Regions from separate parts of the Homo sapiens genome. Here region 1 is linked to region 2. A link is an interaction called in ENCODE POLR2A ChIA-PET data of the cell type or tissue named here. Cell type or tissue: MCF 10A. All regions are shown on one strand.

What was found. Peaks named below come from ENCODE experiments on the same cell type or tissue, not always from the same donor. Only the 100,000 strongest peaks of a DNase experiment are listed, where the experiment ranks them.
Region 1: POLR2A ChIA-PET joins it to region 2 with 7 read pairs; 1 of 35 experiments calls an interaction of 5 or more read pairs at or near these places.

What each region holds. Positions count from the first base shown.
Region 1 is chr19:40,720,347-40,724,346 of GRCh38, forward strand. The region is part of intron 1 of ITPKC (inositol-trisphosphate 3-kinase C); the gene reads left to right. Among named protein-coding and RNA genes, the nearest start is that of ITPKC, 5.2 kb to the left of the region's middle. In MCF 10A, no CTCF peak of the experiment used is centred here; DNase peaks (open chromatin) are centred at 395 and 2,085.
Region 2 is chr19:41,224,043-41,228,042 of GRCh38, forward strand. All of the region lies in intron 4 of AXL (AXL receptor tyrosine kinase), which reads left to right. Among named protein-coding and RNA genes, the nearest start is that of AXL, 6.8 kb to the left of the region's middle. RefSeq lists an enhancer at 209-1,144. In MCF 10A, no CTCF peak of the experiment used is centred here; DNase peaks (open chromatin) are centred at 1,829 and 2,199.

The DNA.
Region 1 (4,000 bases), 500 kb before region 2:
ACAGAGCAAGACTCGGTCTCAAAAAAAAAAAAACAAAAACAACAGATGGGGAAGCTGAGGCATAGAGAGGTGAGAGATTCTTTGCTTAGGGTTGGCCACGTCAAGTCAGAGCCAGGATTCTAACTCAGTTCTGGCTGAGTTTCAAACCCATCGTTTAAACCCTCCAGTGTGTAGATCTGTTCCTAACTTGTCTCCCTCCCAGGCCTCCCTATCTCCAGTTTTTTTCTCATCCTTCCAGAATCTGCCTCCATGGCCCAGCTTTGTCTGCTCAGGTGCCCTCTCTGAGAGCAGTCAGGGGCTCAGTGCTGCGTTTGGAGCCTCCGGTCTCCAGGCGCCTTCCCAGAATCGACTTCCTTCCCTCCTCCTGACCCCCTCTGCTGTAACTAGGCCTGAGTACACACTGTTCCTTGAACACTCTTCTGTTGTCCTGCCTCCACGCATTGCTCAAGCCGTTCCCACTGCCCAGCATACCCGTGCTTCCTTCTCCCTTAATTTTGAAATCCTCTCTGACCGTAAAGGCTCAGCTTCCTTTCTCCCTTTCCTCCTTCCTTCCTTCTCACCATCCTGTCCTTTTTTTAAAATTGTGTTCTCTTTCTTTTTCTTTTTTTGGTAGGGATGGGGTCTTGCTATCTTGCCCAGGCTGGTCTTGAACTCCTGGGCTCAAGTGATCCTCCTGCCTCAGCCTCCCAAAGTGCTGGGATTACAGGTGTGCTATCCTATTCTTCTAATGAGACAAAAATCACTCCCTAAGCCCCTACCATGTATTTGGTCCTATGTTAGCTTTGCTGGGGAAACAGCAGTGACCAAGACACTCATGGAGCTCCCAGGCCCATGAAAGAGACAGACCAATCAGCCGACAGTCACAGTTCAGAGTGGTCAGGAGGATGTGTGAGCCCAGAAGGAGGTCACTGGCCAGACACAGGGTATCAGAGAGGGCTTCCTGGAGGAAGGGGCATATAAGCTGAGACCATTGTGAAAAAAATCCGAGAAAGCCCAGATAAACCATTGGATCTAACTTTTTTTTTTTTTTTGGAGGGCGTGCAGTGCGGAGTTTCACTCTGTTGCCTAGGCTGAAGTGCAGTGGCGAGATCTCAGTTCACTGCAACCTCAGCCTCCCGGGTTCAAGTGATTCTCCTGCCTCGGCCTCCCAAGTAGCTGGGACTACAAGCGCACGCCACCACGCCCGGCTAATTTTTTTTTTTAGTAGAGAGTGGGTTTCACTATGTTGGCCAGGCTGGTTCTGAGCTCCTGACCTCAGGTGATCCACCCACCTCAGCCTCCCAAAGTGCTGGGATTACAAGCATGAGCCACTGTGCCCGGCCCGGATCTAACATAAAACAGAGAGAGAAGATATTATGTTTATGATTAAGGGGCCAGGTGTGGTGGCTTATGCCTATAATCCCAGCACTTTGGGAGGCTGAGGTGGGAGGATTGCCTGAGCCCAGAAATTTGAGACCACCCTGGGCAACACAGTGAGACCTCATCTCTACTAAAAGGAAAAAAGAACTAGCTAGATGTGGTGGTATATGCCTGTTTTCCAGCTATTCGGGAGGCTAAAGCAGGAGGATTGCTTGAGCCTGGGAGGCAGAGGTTGCAGTGAGCCAAGATCACACCTCTGCACTCCAGCCTGGGCAACAGAGTGAGATCCTGTCTCAAAAAAAAAAAAAATTACTATTAAAAAAATCCCAACTAACATTCTTCAGTCCAAGCATCAAAGAATGTTTCTGGAGCGTCTGTCGTGTGCCAGGCCATGTGCTGGGGACATAATCATAACCATGACAACCCCAGTCTCTGCCATCATGAGCTTGTAGTCCAGCAAGTGTGTAGGGGATAAGCCCCAAGGCACTGGGATCCAACCAGAGCTAGAACCCCAGCGCTGTGTGGGGTGATGTTAGGTAAGTGGCTTCACCTCTCAGACCCTCTGTTTCCTCCTTTGTAACACCGAGACGATAATCTCCCTGGGGTTGTGTTTTTAGAAATTAAGTAGGTTGTGGCACACTGAGTCTTTGTCATTGTGTCTGGAATGTTCCAGGTACTTAGTAAACAGGAACCTTTATTAATCATCTCTTCCCCAGGGCCGGCAGCTGGATTGGGGAGGGACTAGCCCTTCCCGAACCCTGACTCCCTCTTAACCTTCCCACTGTCAAAGAGATGTCTGTGAGGTAGCTGGGCTCTGAGGGGGCGGGAGAGATGAACACGTCCCTGATCCTGGGGTAGGAGAGGGATGAGCCATACAGTTTCCTTCTCTGGAGGTGACCCACTCTTCCAGTACTTGCTAAGGGACTTGACATGCTTGTGGGGTGCAGAATGTATTCCTGTGTGTGTATGTGTTCATGAATCAGACACTAACCCTGTCTCAAAAAGCTCATAGTTTAGTCGGCATGATACAACGAAAACCCTGTTTTCTATTTGCTTCTCTGGTTTTCTTTCTTTCTTTCTTATTTTTTTGAGTCAGGGTCTCACTGGGTCACCCAGTCTGGAGTGCAGTGGCACAATCACTGCTCACTGCAGCCTCACCCTCCAGGGCTCAAGTGATCCTCCCACCTTAGCCTCCTGAGTAGCTGGGACTACAGGTGCACACCACCACGCCTAGCTGATTCTTAATTTTTTATTTATTTATTTATTTATTTTTTGAGATGGAGTCTCGCTTTCTCGCCCAGGCTGGAGTGCAGTGGCACAATCTCGGCTCACTGCAACCTCTGCCTCTCAGGTTCACACCATTCTCCTGCCTCAGCCTCCCGAGTAGCTGGGACTGCAGGTGCCCGCCACCATGCCCAGCTAATTTTTTGTATTTTTAGTAGAGACGGGGTTTCACTGTGTTAGCCAGGATGGTCTCAATCTCCTGACCTCATGATCCGCCTGCCTCAGCCTCCCAAAGTGCTGGGATTACAGGCATGAGCCACTGCGCCCGGCCTAATTTTTAAACATTTTGTAGAGATGGGGTCTTGCTATATTGCCCAGGCTGGCCTCAATCTCCTGGGCTCAGTGGTCCTCCCACCTTGGTTTCCCAGTGTTGAGATTACAGGCGTAAGCCATCGTACCCGCTGCTTTTGTGGTTTCCTTTGTTCTCTCTCTCTTTGTCTACTTCTGTTCATCTTTTTCTTTTCATCATTACTTTGTATCTCTCTCTTTTAGTCTTCCTATATTTGTTTTGTTTTTTTTTTGTTTTTGAGACAGTCTTGCTCTGTCGCCCAGGCTGGAGTGCAGTGGCGTGTTCTTGGCTCACCGCAACCTCTGCCTCTCGGGTTCAAACGACTCTCATGCCTCAGCCTCCTGAGTAGCTGGGACTACAGGTGTGTATCACCACGCCCGGCTAATTTTTGTATTTTTAGTAGAGGTGGGGTTTCACCATGTTGGCCAGGCTGGTCTCAAACTCCTGACCTCAGGTGATCTGCCCACCTCACCCTCCCGAAATGCTGGGATTACAGGTGAGAGCCACCACACCCGGCCTATTTCTTTATCTTTTAGCAATTCTATACCTGTCTCTGTATTAGTCAGGGTAGGTCAGGATTTTCTGCAGTAACAAAGAGCCCCCAAATCTTAGTGACTTAGAACAACAAAGGATTATTTTGCTTTATACTACACATTGGTCACAGGTCAGTGGTGGGTCAAGGGCTCTGCTTCATGCTGTCTTCACTCAGGGTCCCAGGCTGAGGGAGCTTCCATTTCTTTTCTTACTCCCTCCCCCACTGGGGAACAAACGTGGCGAGTCATAAACTGGCTCTTAAGGCTCCTACCCGAAAGTGACACTTCTGCTCCCAGTTAATTGGCCAAAGCAAGGCCAGGTGTGGTGGCTCACACCTATAATCCCAGCACTTTGGAGACCAAGATGGGAGGATTGCATGAGGCCAGGAGTTCAAGACCAGCCTGGGCAACATAGCAAGATGCCATAAAGTAGCTGGGCATGGTGGCACACGCCTGTAGTCCTGACTACTCAGGAGGCTGGGATGGGAGCATCGCTTGAGTCCAGGAGTTGGAGGTTGCAGTGAGCTATGATGGT
Region 2 (4,000 bases):
TTATAGCATGTCTCTCTCTCTACGTTTCTTAGGGGTTGCCCGTGTGTGGGTGTCTGTGTGTGTGCGCATGATGGAGTGTACCAGTGTCAGCCTGTGTCTGTCCCTCTTTTTTGTGTTTGTGTGTTCACAGCTGGGACTCACTGTATGAAAGTAAAGTGTGCCTGGAGGGTAGTGGGTTTGGGGCTATGGTGCACACCTCTCTGTATGGAGGTGGTAGTGTCAGCCCACAGGTGTGCAGCTATGGGTGTGAGAGTGTCCTAGTGAGAGCTTGTGTTCCCTTGCAGAATCAGAACGTGTCCATGGATAACTTGTGTTTCTTACCACCTTTTTTCCCCCTTATTTTTTTTCAAGATAAGCTCCCGCTGTGTAACCCAGGCTGGAGTGCAGTACTGTGATCATGGCTCACTGTAGCCTCCACCTCCTGGGCTCAAGCAATCCTCCTACCTCAGCACCCTCCCACCCCTCAAGCAGCTGGGACTATAGGCATGTGCCACCATACCCAGATAGTTTTTGAATTTTTTGGTAGAGACAGAGTCTCGCCATGTTGCCCAGGCTGCTCTTGAACTCCTGGCCTCAAGTGATCCTCCCGCCTCGGCCTCCCAAAGTGTTGGGATTTACAGGCGTGAGCCACTGCTCTCAACCCTCAGCCTCTTACCAGCTTTCTGTGTGTGTCCATAGATGTCTCTGTGGCGTGTGTGTATATGTCACAGGGTAAGCATGTTGGTGTATGACTGTAGTCACAGACCTGTGTGTGTGTGTGTGTGTGTAACAGCACCCTCTGCTTCTCTCTGGTCTCCCTGTGTGTGCACTGGCCCCTGCTGCCTCTGAGTACATGACCTAAGGATGCTTACCAGTCAGCGTATAGATGTGTCTCTGTGTCAATCTATGTGTCCATGGCAGTGTCTCCATCCTTGTGTGTCTGCATCAGGCCTGCGCATCTACGAAACTGTGTTTTTTTGTTTTTTGGGGTTTTTGTTTTGAGACGGAGTCTCACTCTGTCACCCAAGCTGGAGTGCAGTGGCACGATCTTGGCTTACTGTAACTTCCGCCTCCGGGGTTCAAGGGATTCTCCTGCCTCAGCCTCCTGAGGAGCTGCGATTACAGGCACGCCTGGCTTATTTTTGTATTTTTAGTAAAGACAGGGTTTCATGACAGGTTTGTCATGTTGGCCAGGCTGGTCTCAAACTCCTGACCTCAAGTGATCCACCGGCCTCGGCCTCCCAAAGTACTGGGATTACAGGCGTGAGCCACCGCACCCAGCGCAAATGTGTTTTTGTATCAGTCTGTGTCTGGGTGAACATGAAACCTGGGCGCATCCAGCTCCATCTTATGGCGTAGATGGAGGCTTGGCTGTGAGGTGTACGCGTCGGTGTGTCTGTGTCTGAGCAGGTCAAAATGACCCTTCATTGTGTCCTGGTGTGTATCTATCTGTCCACCTCAACTCCATGTACGCTGTTACGTGGTGTGTGTCTCTGAATATACAGGGACATTTAAGTTTCTGTGTGTGTTGGCATCAGCCTAGATGTACATTGCGTCGCTAGGTGTTTGTAATCAATGTGTACATGTGTGACTGTGTGTTTATGTGTTTGTCCCACGTTGGCTTGTATGCATACATGTCTCTTTATGAATGTACATCAGTGTCAGCCCGCGTGTATATGTGTGAGTCACGGTGTTTTTGTGTCACTGTGTTTGTGACATCAGCCCTTGCATATCTGTGTGCCGTTAACTTACCAAGCGCTGCGTCTTCTGTGCTAATAACAGCCCCTGTGTGTTTAAGTGTGATTCATTGTGAGTGTGTGTGTGGGGGGGTTTGCTGTGTGAAGGAATTTCGTCCGTTTGTGTGCGTCTGTCCCTCTATCTGACTCAGGGCGTGCCCCTCCTCCTTCCATCCCTCTCATTCTCTGGAAAAGCTGGGGCGGAGAGCAGGGGTTGTGGGGGGATGGTCAGGACATCTGGAAAGCACATCTGGAATCGGCCTGCTCCTGTCGTCTTGCGGTAAAGCAAGAACCTTCTGGAGGGGAAGGGGTCCCAGTTCCTCCTGTCCCCTTCACTCAAGGTGCGGCCGTTGGGGCCTGGGAAGGGGGATCCCGGCTCTGGCTCCGCGCCCCCGAAGCCGGCCGGAAGCGCTGGGGTGGGGAGGTGCCCCCGGTGACTCACGCGGGGGCAGGAATGCTGCGGTCGGAACGGGACCCGGCTCCAGAACCCACCTCCAGCCCCAGGGCTTCTCCGGCCGGCGGCGCCAGCTCCCGCGCGCTGACCCTGGCGGGGCCCCACGTGCCAGGTGGCTGGACCCGACCCAGGCTCCCCGCCCCCACTCGGGCCGCCCGCCCGGGACTGTACTGTTTCTCCTCCGGGCGGCGCGGGGGCTGCGGGCGCGGGGCCTTCAGGGCGCGGAGGCTGCGGGAGCGGGCACCTGACCTTGTCTGGGAACGGCCACCTAGGAAGCCGCGACTGAGGAGCTCCCCTACCCTCCCCTTTCCGGCCTCTGCAGACTTTGCACCATTCCACTCCCTCCGCTGACGGAGAAAAGGAAACTTTGTGTCTGCGGATGGAGAGCCTCCCTTGCCAACGCGGTGGGAACAGAGGCGTACACGCACGGAGCAAACACGAGAGACACGTACACAGATACTCAACACATGCACGTACACACCATCCACAGATACACGCAGGGTCACAAACATACCAGCTCAGAAACACAAACACAGATGCACAAGCACACGCGTAAACAACACGCAGAACTGCAGTCGCACTTACAAGACTTGGTCCCAGGGCCGGGCACCGAGTGGCTCTGCCTGCGATCCAGCACTTTGGGAGGCCGAGGCGGGAGGATCGCTTGGGGCCAGAAGTTTGAGAGCAGCCTGGGCAACGTGGTGAGACTCTCCTCTTCTCTACAAAAAAAAATTGAAAAGTTAGCCAAGTGTGGTGGCCGCCTGTAGTCCCAGCTGCTTGGGAGGATGAGACAGGAGGATCGCTTGAGCCCTGGAGGTCAAGGCAGCAGTGAGCCGTGATTGTGCCACTGTACTGCAGCCTGGGAGATAGAGCAAGAACCTGTCTCAAAAAACAAAACGAAAAACTTGGTCCTTCTTACATCCTAGCGCAGACATTGTGTGTGTGTGCTGGGGGAGGGGGGTGTCTATGTTTCTACGTGTATCTGTGTTGGGGGATTCCCCTTATTCACCAGGATACGTTCTCTAAGAGCCCCCACAAAAGCCTGAAACAATGAATAATACTAAACCCTGTATATACTACACATAACTTTCTTTTTCCTTCACAATTTCGCAGATAGATTGTTTTCTTACTATAGATCTTAGCAACCTCAGTACATATATATATGATTATCTTTTTCTAAGTGGAGAATTTTCACCTTTTCACTTAAAAGGAAGCACTTTAAGGCTTCTCTTTGGCCTATCCGAATTGCAGCCATCACTATTTTGCACCCTGGGGCCTTTTTTTTTTTTTTTTAGACAGAGTCTCTCTCTGTCGCCCAGGCTGGAGTGCAGTGTGGCGACCTTGGCTCACTGCAACCTCCGCAGCCCGGGTTCTAGCAGTTATCGTGCCTCAGCCTCCCGAGTAGCTGGGATTACAGGCACGCGCCACCATGCCCGGCTGATTTTTTTGTATTTTTAGTAGAGACGGGGGTTTCACTGTGTTGCCCAGGCTTGTCTTAAACTCCTAATCTCAAGTGATCCACCCGCCTCGGCCTCCCAAAGTGCTGGGATTACAGATGTGAGCCATAGCACCCGGCCAGGCGATTATTTAGATAAATAAGAGTTTCTTGAACTCTGCACTTGAGCACTGCAGTACCAGGACAGTTGATCTGATAGCTAAGTGACTTACAGACAGGTATCAGATACAGCACTGAGATGCTGGACAAAGGGGGGATTCACGTTCTAGGCCAACCAGAGTGGGATGGCATGAGGTTTCATCACAGTACTCAGAACGGCATGCAATTTAAAACTTAGGAGTTATATCTGGAATTTTCCATTGAAATATTTTTAGA